6 separate regions of the Homo sapiens genome follow, and all the other regions are linked to region 5. A link is a contact called in ENCODE Hi-C or POLR2A ChIA-PET data. All regions are on one chromosome and are shown on one strand. The core of a region is the stretch at or near the end of the contact, and the rest is flanking DNA. Distances in the headings are between cores, read along the strand shown. Region 1 holds the start of EAF2 (ELL associated factor 2). Region 2 holds the start of ARHGAP31 (Rho GTPase activating protein 31). Region 3 holds the start of HCLS1 (hematopoietic cell-specific Lyn substrate 1). Region 4 holds the start of WDR5B-DT (WDR5B divergent transcript). Region 5 holds the start of NDUFB4 (NADH:ubiquinone oxidoreductase subunit B4). Region 6 holds the start of GOLGB1 (golgin B1).

What was found. A loop is a pair of places that touch in the nucleus more often than their neighbours do. ChIA-PET counts read pairs that join two places held with the same protein, here RNA polymerase II (POLR2A). Pooled maps may share reads with other maps.
Region 1: a map of CD4-positive, alpha-beta T cell shows a loop between it and region 5 (5-fold over the local background). The contact joins the promoter of EAF2 here to the promoter of NDUFB4 in region 5. A Hi-C loop is called at or near these places in 3 of 168 maps with a recorded cell type or tissue (CD4-positive, alpha-beta T cell, CD8-positive, alpha-beta T cell and naive thymus-derived CD4-positive, alpha-beta T cell) and 9 of 50 pooled maps.
Region 2: a pooled map shows a loop between it and region 5 (10-fold over the local background). The contact joins the promoter of ARHGAP31 here to the promoter of NDUFB4 in region 5. A Hi-C loop is called at or near these places in 8 of 50 pooled maps.
Region 3: a loop to region 5 is called in a map of naive thymus-derived CD4-positive, alpha-beta T cell, with 4 times the contacts of the local background. The contact joins the promoter of HCLS1 here to the promoter of NDUFB4 in region 5. A Hi-C loop is called at or near these places in 1 of 168 maps with a recorded cell type or tissue (naive thymus-derived CD4-positive, alpha-beta T cell) and 8 of 50 pooled maps. POLR2A ChIA-PET finds 5 or more read pairs at or near these places in 1 of 52 experiments (activated naive CD4-positive, alpha-beta T cell).
Region 4: a loop to region 5 is called in a pooled map, with 28 times the contacts of the local background. The contact joins the promoter of WDR5B-DT here to the promoter of NDUFB4 in region 5. A Hi-C loop is called at or near these places in 7 of 50 pooled maps.
Region 6: a loop to region 5 is called in a map of naive thymus-derived CD4-positive, alpha-beta T cell, with 13 times the contacts of the local background. The contact joins the promoter of GOLGB1 here to the promoter of NDUFB4 in region 5. A Hi-C loop is called at or near these places in 2 of 168 maps with a recorded cell type or tissue (CD4-positive, alpha-beta memory T cell and naive thymus-derived CD4-positive, alpha-beta T cell) and 10 of 50 pooled maps.

Annotation. Positions count from the first base shown.
Region 1 is chr3:121,833,894-121,836,593 of GRCh38, forward strand. EAF2 (ELL associated factor 2) reads left to right here and starts at 1,316. Exons shown (of 6, transcript NM_018456.6): 1 at 1,316-1,498. The coding sequence starts at 1,393. It overlaps IQCB1 (IQ motif containing B1), which reads right to left and starts at 1,167. Exons shown (of 15, transcript NM_001023570.4): 1 at 1,073-1,167; 2 at 498-586.
Region 2 is chr3:119,293,112-119,295,811 of GRCh38, forward strand. ARHGAP31 (Rho GTPase activating protein 31) reads left to right here and starts at 1,272. Exons shown (of 12, transcript NM_020754.4): 1 at 1,272-1,893. The coding sequence starts at 1,794. RefSeq lists an enhancer at 695-744 and a silencer at 1,585-1,704.
Region 3 is chr3:121,659,600-121,662,299 of GRCh38, forward strand. It overlaps HCLS1 (hematopoietic cell-specific Lyn substrate 1), which reads right to left and starts at 1,304. Exons shown (of 14, transcript NM_005335.6): 1 at 1,221-1,304. RefSeq lists enhancers at 1,147-1,336, 1,527-1,576.
Region 4 is chr3:122,414,895-122,417,594 of GRCh38, forward strand. It overlaps WDR5B-DT (WDR5B divergent transcript), which reads left to right and starts at 1,312. Exons shown (of 3, transcript NR_125405.1): 1 at 1,312-1,356. It overlaps WDR5B (WD repeat domain 5B), which reads right to left and starts at 1,168. Exons shown (of 1, transcript NM_019069.4): 1 at 1-1,168. The coding sequence starts at 634. RefSeq lists enhancers at 713-912, 1,148-1,965, 1,183-1,422, 1,453-1,502, 1,663-1,862 and 1 more.
Region 5 is chr3:120,594,988-120,597,687 of GRCh38, forward strand. It overlaps NDUFB4 (NADH:ubiquinone oxidoreductase subunit B4), which reads left to right and starts at 1,349. Exons shown (of 3, transcript NM_004547.6): 1 at 1,349-1,552. The coding sequence starts at 1,373. RefSeq lists an enhancer at 1,420-1,759.
Region 6 is chr3:121,748,418-121,751,117 of GRCh38, forward strand. It overlaps GOLGB1 (golgin B1), which reads right to left and starts at 1,324. Exons shown (of 22, transcript NM_001366282.2): 1 at 1,215-1,324. RefSeq lists enhancers at 982-1,031, 1,052-1,291.

The DNA of each region.
Region 1 (2,700 bases), core at 66-2,565, 1.2 Mb after region 5:
ATGCTCCAGGAATTGTTCTAATTGCTTTCATGTATTAACTCATTTAATCATTCCAACAACTCTAAGGAACAGATACTATTATTTTTTTCCCAATTTGAACAATGAGCATACTTAAACTCTGGAGAATGTAATTAGCTGGCACAAAGTCACACTGTTAAGTATAAAGCAGGGGTTCAAACTAGAGCCACCATCTGCCTTAAAGCATTTAACTACGATATGAAACAGCTTCGGCACACCTTCAAAGGGTAGGATTTACACAGACAGGTTGAAGGAGACATAACCACCTACCCCAAAATCAATTGACAAATGTGCCTAAGGCAGAAGGTGAGGGAGTGCAGTTGGATTGCGTAATTACCCTGAAAAACCACCTGTTATGGAAACCATCTGTAAACTTTCTCGAGTGTTTCTCCTATAATTCAACACTTCTCCCATCTTTACATTAAATTCATGAAATTTGACACAAAAAGACAATTATTTATCTATTTTAAGGCTACTACCCTGTTGCCAGGCCACCGGGTCCGGCCCAGCCTTGATTCTTCGGGAATCACTTCTCCCTCGCCGCGCCTGTTACTGCCTCCACGGATCACTGTGAGGAAAATAAATGAAAAGGAAATTCAGTGCGATCCTGTTGCGGCTGATCCTAAATGTCTGCAGTTGCTATCTCCGAATCCTCTTTCTCCTCCCCACTACACATCCCCTTCTCCAGTCCTAGGACCACAAGAAACTTCCTCTGGTACAAAAAGGTCAGAAAACGATTACTGAGGTAACAGCGTCGCTTCAAGTCTAAGGACCGAGATTCTGGGGCCTCTGGGCTCCTTTACTCCAGATTCTAGACCCGGCTTTCGCGCTACCAGGCCTTGGATAAGACACTAGGCCCTGTGCCTGGACACTGCACCTCCCCAGGCCTCAGTTTCCACACCAGATCTCTACAGAGTGGGCGTGAGGGCAGGCCGATTCTCCCGTTAAGAGCTCTTACAAGCCGGCTGACTTCGTCCAGGAGCCTGGGGTCCTGGCCTCCTGGTAGGCGCCCTGGGGCCCTCTCCCTCCCCAGCCACCACCTCAGATAAGTTACCTCATCCTCGCTTCGCGTTCTTCCACTAAAGAACCTGGGGCTCCCACGCCGCACTACAGCGCCGCGGCCTTCCGGGGCAGCGTGCGTCGCGACGCGGGAAGGGGCCTGGAGGCGGGACTAGGAGCCTCGGAGTCAAGGGGCGGAGCGCCCTTTGCTAATAAGCCAATCAGAACGTGAGACGCTCCGGTGGGGCGGTGCGCGTCGAGCGCGGGGTGGAGTCTGGGTGACTTGGCTGGCGGGATCAAGTGCAGCTGCTTCAGGCTGAGGTGGCAGATAGTGAGCGCTGGTGGCGGAGTTAAAGTCAAAGCAGGAGAGTAATTATGAATAGCGCAGCGGGATTCTCACACCTAGACCGTCGCGAGCGGGTTCTCAAGTTAGGGGAGAGTTTCGAGAAGCAGCCGCGCTGCGCCTTCCACACTGTGCGCTGTGAGTGAGGACCATCCGGGGATAGAGGGGGAGCCTCCCGGGATGGGGGTGAAGAGGCACAAACCCCTCTGGGTTTTGTTCCCACAGTACCCCTTACACTGTTGGAGACTACGGGGCGGGGAGGGGGGAGGCAGCGCGATCCTCTAACCTGCTCGGAGTCTTAGGGGGTCGGTGGAAGGAATCGGAGTAGAGCAAATGTGGGTAAACCCTGGACAGAGAGCGTTGAGACCAGCAGACAGGAAGGGAAAGTGTGAAAAAAGTCTGTAGAGGTGACTGTGGAGACAGACGTGACAGGTGGATGATGCAGGGGTGGACAGGAAAATAATAAGGTGACAAATGGGAAGGGACTAAGGACCGAATGCCGGGGAACTTGAATGCCTTGAGGCTGGTGGGGCAATATTCTCTCTTTTCATCACTTTTTCTCACCTCTGGCAGATGAGGGTTCTTATTTGGTGTGTTCTTTGCAAAGGGAGAAATTCTCAACCATCCCAATGATCTGTATATCTCTTTGGACCCCAGATTTCACTCAGTTATCAAATACTGATTATCAAAGTATTCGAGGGTGTGTTATTAATTTCTTTATTTGGAAGATGCTTACCTCCCTATGATTTCTACCCTTTGGTTTTCTTTATGTCCTCTGGAACTAGTTTTAATAAATTATTCTCTTTTATGTTGTTGGAGTAGAAAAAGGAGCTCTTTTGCTTTAGCAGTTGGATGATATAGATTCCAGGAAGGAAAATATAGCATATAAGTTTTTATGTGTAAGACATTCGTTTTTTGCATAACAACTGTCATAGAATTGTAGAGCGGGAAGGAAACTTCAAGATCACTGAATTATAACTTCTCATTTTTCTGTGGTAAAACTGTAAGTATTTTTTCACTTCCTTTCCCCAGCCTTGCCCTTCCTTAATATCTCATCATTCCGCCTTTCTCAGTCATTCTGTTCTCGGGTTGTTTAGAGACCTTTATGGTTTTTACTCTGAAATGTTCCATGGTTCAATCAAAACAACTAATTAAAGCATACATTCTCCCAAAAGTTTATTTAAGTTGTAGACAATTTAGTTATAGTTACTCAAAGTAAAGGTATGAAGAACCACTGGTTTTAACCCTGCAAGAATATATTTACTAAAAGGGTTTTTTTAAAGCAAAATTAACATCCAATTGGTAGAATAAATGGGTGAGATATTTGTGAACAGAAACTC
Region 2 (2,700 bases), core at 22-2,521, 1.3 Mb before region 5:
ACTAGATCTTCCATTTTTTCAAGAGAAGCCAGAAATTCAGATTTTATGTGAAATCTCTTAACTTTTTAATGCTAGCTACTAATTTTAAAACGTGTTAAAGCATGGTGTCTGCCAGCCAAGTACATCTATGGGCCAGATCTGGCAGGGTGGCTATCAAGTTGTGACCTCTGACATAGAGAAAATGTCAAGGGTCAAAGTTCATAGACTGTTAAGGTTACATAGAGAGACAGTGACTGTAAAGGGATTCAGTACCTAAAATGCTACGGATGCAGCTTTGCCAGCAATCTGAGCTGTATGACATATGCCCCTATCCTTCAAGCCTGTATATGGATTTGAATTTATACAGGAAGTTTCATCTAATCCTCAAATGGTTAAATCACAAGAATTTGAGTGCTTTCTGTGTGCTGAGTACACAGAAGTTAAAGAATTTAAAATCTAACTGGAGAAGAAAAAAACATGCCCTCTTGAAACAACTTGAAACAAATTATGAAAGAACCTGGGAGACTGCTTTCTTCACATTTCATGTGTCAGAGGCATCTTAAATCCTGGTTTGTCCCCCCCAAATCACTTCCATTTAGAAAACTTTGCAGTAGTGTGTGTGTGTGTCTTGAATATGTAACCAGAAATCTGATTTCCTGGGCAGTGGTTACAAAGCTGCAGCCTCTCTTTGCCCAGGGGTATCTTTACCCCAGAGTGGGAGGGGAGTGAGCTGAGGTGGGGGTGCACGAACGCTGCAGAGGAGGTTGGGATGGGAGTGGCCGGCGTGAAGCCACTGCCTGTCAGGTTTCTCCGCTGGAGTCCCCTGTTTGTCTCTGTCATTACTCTTTAAGTATTTGCGTAGCAGACAGGCGGGCACCGAAATAGAAAGTGTCAAAGATACGATGACAATGAGGATAAAACCAGGGCAGAGGGTTCTGAAAGTCCCAACCAGCACGGTCCCCGCAGAATGCCAGCGCACCTCCTCCCGCCACTTCAAAGAGCCGGCTCGGCGGGGCAGGAAGCGGCGGCTGCGGCTGCGGGTCCTGCGAGAAGAGCGCGATTTCCTCCGGGGCTGCCCAGTTATCTCTGGAGTCGCAGAACTGCTCTCGGGAGAACGCGTTCTCTACCCCAACCCCGTGCTCCTCAACCCACCCACCTACTTCCTCTAGCTCCACACACTCACAAGCACCGAGCTGCCAAAAATTTCCACCCACCGCCCCCCTCCCTAGCTAACTTCCTTCCAGCATTTCCTGAGCTGGATGATCCTAGGATTTGTAAGACAGGAAAAAAAGGAAGGCGTGAGGGCGGGCAGCAGCGACAGGATGCTTGTTTTTCGCTCTACCAAAGTCGTCTGAAGGCGAGACAGCGGGCCCAGGGCGCAGGACCCACCGCAGCCCCCTGGGCAGTCTCCTCGCCCCGCGTCCGCGTCGTCTCCGGGGCACTTAGTAAGGGGTGGGGAGAGCTTGCCCTCCCTCTTAAGCTGAGGAGAAACACCCGAAGACACCGCAGGAGCCTGTGAAAGTCCCTAGGACTCCAAGTGAGGAAGTGACACTCCCAGGCGAGCCGGCCCGCGGCTGCCAGTCTGCACGGCCTCGGCACGGCGGCCCCGGAGCGGCGCGGGGTGGATCTCAGGCTCTGCCGGCCCGCGGCCCGCGGGGTCCATGCGCAGGGCCCCCAGCCCAAGTTCTTCCATCTTCCGATGCGGCCCCCCAGAGCCGCGGGGCAGCCGGTGATCTAGCCCGGGAGCCCATCTTACAGCGGTGCCAAGCAGAGGGGCGGCAGAGACGGAGGGGCAGCCTCTTTGGGACTAACTCATGAAGAACAAGGGTGCTAAGCAGAAGCTGAAACGAAAGGGAGCCGCCAGCGCGTTTGGCTGTGACCTGACGGAGTATCTGGAAAGCTCGGGACAGGATGGTAATGTGCCTTGGCCTTTCTCCCCCGCCCCCACCTTCTTTTTGTTTGAGGGAGAGACGGACTCTCTCGAGTTGTGATAGAGTCGGTTCACAAGTTAATGTATTCCAGGCCTGTGCGCTCATTGCACTTTTTTTTCTTTTTTTTTTTTAAAGAACATAAACGATTCTTAAGGTGCACAGCGCTGCTGTCCCGACGCGCAGAGGCTGCTGTGTCAGTCCTTCCGTTTGCCTCACACAAGCTGTTAATGGGTGGTACTGCCGCAAGTTTACCGGGCCACCTCAGGGGATGGGGGTGGAAGCTGCAGAGGTCCCAATCCTAAACTTGGCACGTTGGAAGGGAGGGAGGAGGGGTGGACATGTGGGATGGTGATCAGTGGTCTTGCCTGGGTACAAAATCATGACCGCCTTAGCTGTCCCTCCTGGGCTCTCCAATTTCGTCTGCTCACATCTTTTTTTATTAATGTGTTAGAAGGCAGTTGCGGGTGGGGGGTGGGGGAGGATCCTGGCTGGGGGAGTGGTTGCACAAACATTTCTGAATTTCTGAGCTGATGCCAAATATATAGTACCTCCACCCCCTTTCCACAACCCCCTCCCCGCCCTGCAAGACCTTTTCCCTCCTCTTGGCTTTCAGATTAACATTTGGTGTGTCAGACAAGAAGAGTGTTGTAAAAAGGTCAGAGGGCCTCCATTTTTAAATAGTTTAGGGTAAGTAGAGAAAAGGAAAACTTCTCTGTTTTCAAGGTCAGATGGGGGTAGGGGGGAGTTGGGGATGGGGGAATCCAGCGGAGACAATTTAAACATTTGTTGG
Region 3 (2,700 bases), core at 54-2,553, 1.1 Mb after region 5:
GAGATGCTAAGGGGACACCGGAGAGATATTGACTGAGTCAGCCGGGAGTCATGGCTGAAAGCAGCTTGGCTTTCCCTGATGCGGTTGGAGACAGCAAAACATCCTTACTACCTGCATCCTTACTACCCCTCTGCTTCTCATCCCCTGGCTCCTGGGCTGCTGTGCAACAACAAAAGGACTGTCACACAGAAAACTGGAATGGAGAAGTTTCTGAAATAGTCATGAGCAATAAGGAAGCAATGAGGACTGATGGTCCCATCCTCCTTCCTGTGGCTCCTCTGAGGCCTCAGCCTGACTCTCCCATTCACCCATTTTTGAAATAAAGAGTTTCTGAAATAGAGACAATTTATCTAATATCCTTGACCTATTGACCAGAAACCAGAAAGGTAAGAAGTGCTATCTAGAGGTGAGAACCAGAGAGTAATCTGGTGAGGCCTTGTTGCGATGCTGACCTCCTGCATCAAAGTACACAGACTGGGAGTCAGAAGCCCTGGCTGTCACCCCAGCTCTGTGACTAAGCCTCTGAGGGACCATCACAAGGGCATCAACAGAGTAGGTACTCATTTGCCAGGTATCAGACCAGGCGATTAAGAAATACTAACTTTAATAATTTGGCAAATCAGCAATTATCTCTGATTTTCCCAGTGGAAAATAATGAAGGGGTTAACGTAGCTCATCTGTGGTCTCCTTGATTTCTGACATTCTGAGATTCTGTGATCTACGAACACAGAAACTAGCCCCAGCAGAACAATCATGCCTTCTCTTGGGCTCCATCAGCACTTGGTACTCAGTGCTAGTGTACATCAGTGACTACTTCCTGATCTGTTACATTTCCTGTGTGGGTTTGTTTCCCTGAGACCATATGCTCTTCAAGGGCAGACACTGTTTTCGTCTCCTGTGGTCCTCCTCCCAGCTCAGTACCTAGGGGAGACAGGCCTTAGAGTGGGTTGTAGATTGTCAGCAGAAACCAGGCAACACTTTGCTTGATGTTGGTGCTAGATGGCTCCTGAAACACTTGCCTTGGGTTTAAGCCCCTCCCTTTTGTTTCTATCTCCAGATGCTGATTTGCTACAACCACTCACAACCAGGCCTTCTGGCCATAAAAGGATAAAAGCCTACTAGTGGTGACCTTGCCCATCACCAAGGACTAAGAGCCAGGTAGGTTCCTCCTCAACTCTTACTCTGTGTTTCCCAACTGTCCCATGGCTCAGAGTACCCACCTCCACCTGTGCAAGCCTCTGTTCTAAGCGCCCGGCTCCTCGCGTCCACACCGACTCCCTCTCTGGCTGCTGCCACTTCGGAGTGAGAAACTGAGCTGCTGCTTCAGTTCCGTATTCAGGTTTTCGTCATTTCCTGCCACCCCATCCTCACAGCTACTTCCTGAAATTTGAGTCAGTTCCTTCTGCTTTAGACACTTAAATTTTAAAAGGATTAAATGTTTCTGTGCCTGGTCTTTTGCAAGGTTTTGACAATGGGGGTCATAGAGCAGTCATAGAAAATGCTGCTTTGACTCTGAGTTTGTAATCCAGTGAGAGAAACAAACATTCAACCAGAAAACACATTAGAGAATGCTGTAGAACAGCATTGTGTCCTAAATAGGGTGGCAGTTACATTTGAGACAGTAAAGGAATTCAGAGCATTTGGTATTGGGTGTATTCATCAAGAAAGGCTTTATGGGAAAAGTGATTTATATGTGGGTTTTGAAGCATAAGACTTAAAAAGAAACTCACCCCTATATTACCCACAGCACTTAAAAGTGGAGTTTTCATATAGATGTTCAAATAAACGTCGACCAATTGAATGCCAGAAGAGAATAACTCATGAGGGAAAAGGCAAGACATGGAAGGAGAGTTTCCTAGCTTGTTTGGGGCACTGTGGAGTCTGAGCTAACAAACTAAAGATTTGGCTCTAGAGCGTAGGAAGAATTCTGAAAGAACCAGGTGCTGGTCAGCTGATGGAAGAAGGTCTTTGTGGTATCCTGTTTTACTGCGTGTCAAGACTTGCTGCCCCTCCCTTCCCTCTTGAAGTCAGACTTACTCAGGTGACTTGTTTTGGCCAGTGACAGATACCACTTTCTGGCGGAGGCCGTAAGACCACTGCAAGCTTTGCCATGCTTTCACCACTGCCCAAGGCAACCTGCAATTCTCCATATTGGCTCCTCCAGCAGACTGGGTCCCTGAGTGAGAAAGAACACAAGTGGAGCCCCATCCACCATGTGGGGGAATTGGAGTCTTTCACTAAAAAATAGTCCTTTGTTTTGGCTACTGAGAATTTGAGGGTGTCTGTTATTGTATCTGACCTAGCCTTTCCTAATCTTGATTGTGGACTTCTTGATTTGTTCACAACGGTGCATCCTCCAAGGAGTTTAAGCAGGACTGGATGAAACTGGCCCATGATACAGGCACTTTTCTGCATTAGGAATATGAAGCCTCTGTCACTTCCAAATCTAAGGATTCTATGCCTGGGGGAGCTTTATTTATTCCTTCTACTTTATTACCTATTTATCATGGTGGTACCAAAGTTATGATAAGGAAGAGTACGTTTGTACAAGAGAAAAATCACTTGGAATCCTCATGTAGTGTCAAAATACGATTTAGACTAGATGATGTGACACACCATCCAGGTACATAGTTCTCTAGAGAAAATATAGAAATTAATCAGAGATGACACCAAGAAGTCCCATCTTTCCTTAGCAAATGT
Region 4 (2,700 bases), core at 62-2,561, 1.8 Mb after region 5:
GAGGGTTATCGTCATCAACGAGCGTTTTTAAACACTGACCTGATGCAGCATCCCAGATTCTACAGAGGCCATCATAGCTACCTGACACTATCAAGGACCCACTACAATTAAAATGAACAGCAGAAACTGGGTCAGAATGAGCAGACAAAGTCTTGAGACACTTTCCTGTTTTCACCTCCCATATTTTTACAGTCTCATCAAAAGATCCCGAGATTATAAGGTTGGATGGCGGATTGAAGTTACAACAAAAGACATAATTACTGTGCCCCTTCAGTGTTTTCAAACATTTTCCAGATCTCACATCCCATAATTTTAGAGTTTTATCATCTGAGGCAGAAACAAGACGACTGGAATCTGATGACCAGGCAACATCCGATATTTCCAAATTATGACCATAGAGTGTTTTCTCATATTTTCCATCATATGCTCCCCAAATTATGATTAGCCTATCAGCAGAAGAACTTGCTAGCCATTCTCCATTAGGACTAAACTTAACTGATGACACTGCTTCCGTGTGTCCCACAAGAGTACATTTGAGAGCATAGTTTGGGTTTTCAGGCACTTCCTTGCTCTGATTGGCCGATGAGGAGAGGGCCAACTGTGCTTTGGCGTCTCTTGACTCCTTGGTTGCCATGGCTCTGAAGCTCCAAGTTAGCAGGTGTACTAGGCGTTCAGCCCTGAACCAGGCAGTCCAGTACTTTGGCTTTCTGCCCAGCAAAATGAAGATAAACGCACAGGATTTTAAAATGTACAGTTTTGAAAGCTTAAAGTTTCTGGACAGTCTTTAAACTGTGAGACGGAATCAGCAGCACGGCTTGGACTTCAAGTTTTCATCTTTTTGTTAAGTACTTGAGAAATACTGTTAGAAGGATCCTGTGCGCTGTCAGCAAGTAGGACACAAATGTTCGGCATTCCGTTAATACATAAAGCCTTCAAAGCAGGGGCGACGCGAGGGGCACTCTCTACAGAAAGTATTCTTTCACCGCCGCCCCCCTCCCCAGGTCGAAATGTTTCGGAATGCTGAGCAGCCCTACCAGTCAGGCTAGGTACTTGAAGATGAATGAACCGCCGCTTTTAGCGGATTTCAGAAGCTAAAAGCCTACGAAGCCACCGAAACTGGAAACTCTGGCCTGTCGGCTACTTTTGCTCGTACCAGCAGGTGTGCACTGCCGCGTCAATCTCCAACAAAGCCGGAAAAGCAGCCTGGCGCATGTGCAAAGGAAGTCCCTCCTACCACTACCGAGCCGAGATGACCAATGGGAGACGGCCATCTGCGCCTGCGCAAAAAAGTCGCCAATGTTCATTTCCGGTCTTTTTCGCCCCGCCCTTCAAATGCGAAAGCGACTGCCTTCTTGGGTGAGTGCATTAGCTGGGTAGGGTCTGTCCCGGACCTAACTGGATAGTGTGGGAAGCAGTGGATCGTTGTTTCAAAAACCATTTCTTTTTGGAAATTGTCACAGAGAAGGACTAGATTTGCGGATGCCTACCTTAGCTGCAGGCTTAGGCCCACACCTGACGCGTAAGCTGCCTAAACGGCAGCTAACGTAGATCCACCCAGACGCCGGAAACGGGGGAAGCTCCTGCTTTGCATGGGTTCCGCTCCCTCCTGTTTGTTGTGGTGTGGAGCCAGGTGGCATGTGTGGCGATGGAGTCACGGGGCGGGTGACAGAATTTATGCCAGATTGTAAAATTCCTGGTTTAAGTTTCCCCTGGAAAAGTTTCGTAAAGGTTAAGAAACGTGTCTGTTGAGGTCCTTTAAAAGCCGGTGCTCTGCTGGGAGTAACGAGCAAACGTTTGTTTTAGCATCTACGGCTTAAGCTTCCATAGAGAAGTCGGTATCTCAAAGTTGCTTGAAACAGAAAAGGACAAAGAGGTTGGTGGAATAGGGTAACGGATAAGGTTACTCTTAAGGAGGTTTTAGAGAGCTTTCCCCAGTTTTAGGAGATGATTAATGGTCATGAAAGTGTGTAAAATATACATGCTATTGAAGTTGCAACGAAAGACATAATTACTGTGCCCCTTTAGTGTTTTCAAACATTTTCCAGATCTCACATCCTATAATTTTAGAGTTTTATCATCTGAGGCAGAAACAAGACGACTGGAATCTGATGACCAGGCAGACTTTTAAACAATAGGTTTACCAAAAAACTGGAAGCCCTACTAGTTTCTCCAACCTGTTGTTGCTCAGTAAAGAGTGCCCGAGGCCGAGCACTCACGCCTGTAATCCCAGCACTTTGGGAGGCCCAGTCGGGCGGGACACTTTAGGTCGGGTGTCCGAGACCAGCCTGACCAACATGGCGCAACCAATACTGCTAAAAATACAAAAATTAGCTGCGCGTGATGGCGCACGCCTGTAGTCCCAGCTACTCAGGAGGCTGAGGTGGGAGAATGGCATGAACCAGGAGGTGGAGGGTGCAGTAAGCTGAGATTCCACCAGTGCACTCCAGCCTGGGCAACAGTGAGACTCCGTCTCAAAAAAAAAAAAAAAAAGAGTGCCCAAGAAAAGCAGAAAAAACGTGGCTTAAAAGATTTTACTGGTGGCTGGTCACGATGCAAATGTCTCATCAGCGTCAAGAATTTAAAAGCACTTGGAAACAATGGGTATCCTATTGTATACTTATTAGGGATAATTGAAAGTCTTGGCCTTTATAAGGCACAACAGGCACCGTTAGGTCACCTGTAATAAACCGACTGTAGTTA
Region 5 (2,700 bases), core at 99-2,598:
GCTCTATATTCATCTGGACATTAGACTACTTTGAAATATTACCATTTCTGCCTATTCTTTCTGTACTGCCTGATTGTCAGCTCCCGAAAGGCAAACACCCCATCTTCCATTTTGTCTGGATTTCCCCCACTGAGCCTAGAAGATTGACTTAACACTGACTAGTGTGCTGTGTGCTTCACGCGGTGGGTGCTTAATAAATATTTTAAAACAGTATTAAAATGTTGAATAAATTTGACAGCAGTGCTGCTTCTCATCATTTCAAATGCCAACACTTTCTAGGTCCCTTTTCTAGCAACCATTTCCCAACATACCTACGCGCCCCCAGACGTTTCAGCCAAGCTGGGGCTCTCTTTTGATCCATCCTTCTTTGCCCGAGTTATGGAAATATTGTTTACATTTTTTCCCCTGAGGAGAAGGGGAACCCAAAGACCCTGCTGTGAAACTTGAAGTTGTTTTTCTCCTTGGTAACTGGGGAGAAGGAAGGACAGTAGGGACAGAGAAGGTTTTGTTTCTGATTACTTCAGTTTTCGCCCCAGATCGTCTTTTACAATAAGATACATGCCCCTATGAGTATTTTCATACCTGTAAGGATGTTTTTAATTCTTTGCATCTGAAGAGTGCTAAGGATTTTAGGCAAGAGGTTTTAGTATTTTAACTAAGATGTTTTCTCATGAGCTTTATTCAGTATCTCATTTTCTTCCTGACCTTCTATAGTCAGTCAGGCAACATTTCTCTTATAACATCATTTTTCCTATTAATCATTATTTCGTACCTGTGAAAAATAAGCTTACACTTAATGTTGTATGAATCTAGCATGGTAAAGTACAGAAAAGCTTATTCTCTTCTTCTTGGGTAGGGAATTCTGTTTTGCAAAGCACTTTGTGATCTATTTGTTAGCTTATTTAATCCTCACAACAACTTTGCTAGGTGGACAGGAGTCATTATCTCCAGGATAAGGAAAAGGAAACTCAGAGACTTTAAGTGACTTATCCAAGGTGACACAGCACGGTTAGACCCACAATGAAAACCCGGACTTCTGACTCCACAGCCAGTCCCACACAGCTCAACTTTACATAATAAGCCCTGGTTATGTCAGTAGAGACAAGGCTGCTAGGAAGAAGCAGCGCGGTGACAGATGAGTAGGTGGGGAGCGGCGGTGGGGCAGGGCGCACTGCGAGAAGAGCACTTCGCGCATGCGCATATCACCGAGCGAACGCGCCGTGTTCGGGAAGGTAGGAGAAAGAGGCGGAGCTCCTTGTTAACGACATCCCCAACCTCTGCTAACGCGCAGGCGCACTTCCTGAAGCTGAAGGTCAGCATAGACAAAGGGCCTCAGAATCGCGCAGGCGCAATTGTGCCCTGGTTCGCCAAGATGTCGTTCCCAAAGTATAAGCCGTCGAGCCTGCGCACTCTGCCTGAGACCCTCGACCCAGCCGAATACAACATATCTCCGGAAACCCGGCGGGCGCAAGCCGAGCGGTTGGCCATAAGAGCCCAGCTGAAACGAGAGTACCTGCTTCAGTACAACGATCCCAACCGCCGAGGGCTCATCGTGAGTGTGGGGCCTCCCAGGCGGGAATAGGGCCCGAGTCCTGGGAGAGACCGAGAGAGACCACGCAAAGGGTCGGCCACCGCTCCCGATCAGTATCTCAGACGCAGGTCCTCTTCCAGGCCTAGCCAACTCACTACCCTTTTACCTTTGCCAGAGCTTGGCCCTCGAGAGGACCGGCTCTGGACTCAGACCTGGCTGGGTTTGAATCCTGGCTTGATCACTTCCTGCCTGCGTGACCTTAAGAACGTTATTCACTCTGCTTATCCTCGATTTTCTGTCTGCAAAATGGGCGTAATATAGTGCTTACTCTTTTATCAGGCTGTTAGGATTAAATGAGATAGAGTATGTGACTGTCCTAGCACAGTGCCTCGTTCGTAAGGCGTGTTCAGAAAATGTTTCTATATATATGCATATATATATTATATTATATATATATTCTATATATATGCATATATATTATATTCTATATATATGCATATATATTTTATATATATGCATATATATTATATTCTATATATATGCATATATATTTTATATATATATATAATTTTAAAGAGCTGGTGTTTACCTTTCAGTTCACAGCTCATAGGGATACTGCTCTCTCCTGATGGGAATACAGTGATTCCTTCAACCTGCATCTTTTAAAGACCCTGAAGCTTGCTGAAGTTCTAGGCTTTGGAGTCAGAACCCAAAGCACTACTCATTGGCTAACTCTGTTACCTTGGGCAACTTCAACTCCTCTGAATTATAGTTTCCTGGTTTCGTATATAAATGATGTGCATTATGAGGTTAAATAAGACAGTCTGTGTAACATTCGCAGCACATAATATATGCCCAGTAAACTGGTAATTAACAGGTGTGCTTTCATTAGGTAGTTTTCTATACAGGAACTAAGTAGGTTAAATATGATGTTAACAGAACAGGACTGGACTTTTCCCACACGTTGCATTGGTGTTTTGGAATTTTTGGAAGTTATGAGGATTGAATGAAAGTTACAATGTGCCAGGCACTGTGCTAAAACTCTTTTTGAGTACTATTTACATATCACAACTATTTGGATGATTAAGCTCTACTACTGTCCCCATTTTACAGATGAGAAGACAACATGGGAAGGACAAGTAGGTCATACAGAGATACCTCTTTAGTAG
Region 6 (2,700 bases), core at 74-2,573, 1.2 Mb after region 5:
CTGAGGTAGTAAAAAATATTGATGCAGTGAAAAGAAAAACATTAAATGGTCATTCTGTGGTCAAGGGATGAGAAGTAAAAGCTATGAAGCAGTTAATGTACAATGCCTGCAACTTTTGAGTACTCTTCAACTTTTTCCTGCATCTATTCCAAAACCAAATCCTGCCATTTTTCCAATAGGATATTTCCTGAGTTTGCCCCTTCATAACCATTCTGACCATCTAAATCTTATCAATTCACGCTTTTGGAAAGGCCTCTGGCCCTTATGTAAAGAGCCCTCCACTTGCTTGCATCTTGCACAGAACTGTAAAAAGGTCCTTTAAATGCTCAGACAGCTTCCAACTATCTCCAAAAGTGAAAGTACTTACCCATGATTGTAAATATCCCTGTCCCACTCTCAAACTGTCCGCTCCCCATAGACCAACTGGAGCTCTTTAAATAAGTCAGACAAATATATTCCTCATTCCTCAAAGGACTCACCCTCCCTTTCACATTCCGGTTGTGCAGATTAAACATACTCCACACCATCAAACCAAGTTATTTTTCCTCGAGAACTCTCTTAGAGGTTCCTTTTTCTCTAACAGCCTGCCCACCTCTGATTCCTGGGATTTTCGTGTTGACGGGATCGTTGGGATCTTTCCTCTCTTCTCATCTTTCCAGTAACCCATTAGCATTAGCAGGATTATTGGACAGGCCTCCGTTTGCATTAATATCTCCAATGATTCTGTGATCTCCGCCCTAAAGACCTTTGATTTCTTTTGGTCGCGCCTCCCCTTCGGGACACCAAGTTTGTTTAGGGCCTGAGCACAGGGGCCCAGCAGGTTCTTTCCGACGTCAGCGGCTGCGTACGGAGGCCGACTTAGGCAGGCCGCTCCAGGAACAAGGCCGTGCGGACAGGACTGACCTAGGCGCTTTTCCCCGTCGCTCCCAGAGGAGAAACGTACCGGGGAGGGGACAGACCGTGAGCAAGTGGTCCAAGTCTGCGCAGGGTGACCCCGAAGGCCCACCGGAGAGGCCGAGGCTTGTGGGCTACTAGAACTAGGCCTGGTAGGTGAAGGAGGCGGGTGAAGGGCCGGATCCAGGACTGAATCCGGGAGAGGCGGGGCGAGGAGGGGACTCCGGTGTAGCTGCTTGGGCAGCTCCCGCGGCCCCTCTGGCGGGGGTGACCGTTATTGGACTCGCAGAGGGAAGAGTTGGGTAGCGTCCCCTACTCACCTAGAAGCGCTGCCGCCTGAGGCTCCAGCTGCCCCCCTCCCAATTCAAGCCACGTCAGCTCGGGAAGCCCGTACGCGACACCTTCCACCGCCGCGCCCCGCCAGGGACTCAGCCACTAGCAGTTGGGACGGAAGATGGGATTAAGACACCGACCAATCAGGACTATCGGCAGGACGTTACCAGGGAGACCAGGCACACCTTGTTTGTTACCAACCTATCAACAATGACGGAAACCAATCAACGACAGAAGATGCTCCGCTTCCTCAAAGAAACAGCCAATGGACCCTAAAGAGTGAATGAGGGGAGTGATTAGACGCGAGTAGGTGCCCCGGAACAAGATCTGGGGAGGGACAGGAAGTGTCGAGTGGGCGGGCGTTCTGGGAAAGGTCAGATGTTCTCAGTGTGAAGTGGTTATGCTGGCTTCCTCCAATTCCTCCTCTTCGTCGGTTGTGACTGACCGAGACAGCGGCTTGGGCTTCGGCAGAGACTTGAGACTGCGGGCACCCGCTGCCATTAGGATTGTTGAATGAGCTGTGAGAAGGGAGTGGGGGATATGGGACTCTTAGATTGAAAAAATACTGGAGCCTCTTAGTTGTTCGTCTAGTTTCACCTTTTGATTTTGTTGATGAAAAATAATTAACCACAGAAGTAACTTGCCCAAAGTCAAACAGCGACTTAGTGATGGAACTCGGACTAGAACCCGGTGTCAGTATGAAAGAGGATCAGCAATGTCTGTAAGGACATGATTGTGAGAGAGAGAGTAGTGAATACTAGGAAGGTGCCTCTTACAAAGTGGAGCCTAAGCCAGGACCTAAGCAAAGATTGAGAGTTGAGGGCTCAGGCTCTGCAATGAGTGTCAGTGAGGAGCTCCAGCAAAAGACTGAAATCACTCATGCTTTCCTTAAACCCCTAAGGAAAGGGAAGGAAAGTAGCCAGTTTCCAATGAGCTGTCATTTCAGGCACTCTCTTGGCAATAAGAGTAATGTTAGTTTGAATTTATTGAATCTTGCTGTGCACTCAGCTGGCCCATTGTATGTATACTCATCTTAATGATTACATAACTTCACAATTCAAACATCAGCTAAGTAAGGCCTTTCCTGGCTGCCCATCTTACGGAACTGGAGGTCATTATTCTAAGTGAAATAAGTCTGGCACAGAAAGACAAATATCCCATGGTCTCACTCATGTGGGAGCTTAAAAAGTTGATCTCATGGAGTAGAGATAAGTACCAGAGGCTGGGAAGGTGGAGTTGGGGGAGGGAGGGAAGAGATTGGTTAATGGGTACAAACGTAGATAGAAGGAATAAGTTCAAGTGTTTGATAGCACAGTAGGGTGACTATAGTTAACAATATGTTATATATTTCAAAATAACTAGGAGATTAGAAATGTTCCAAACACAAAAATGATAAATGTTTGAGGTGATAGATATCCTAAACACCCTGATTTGATCATTACACATTGTATGCATATATCAAACTACCACACC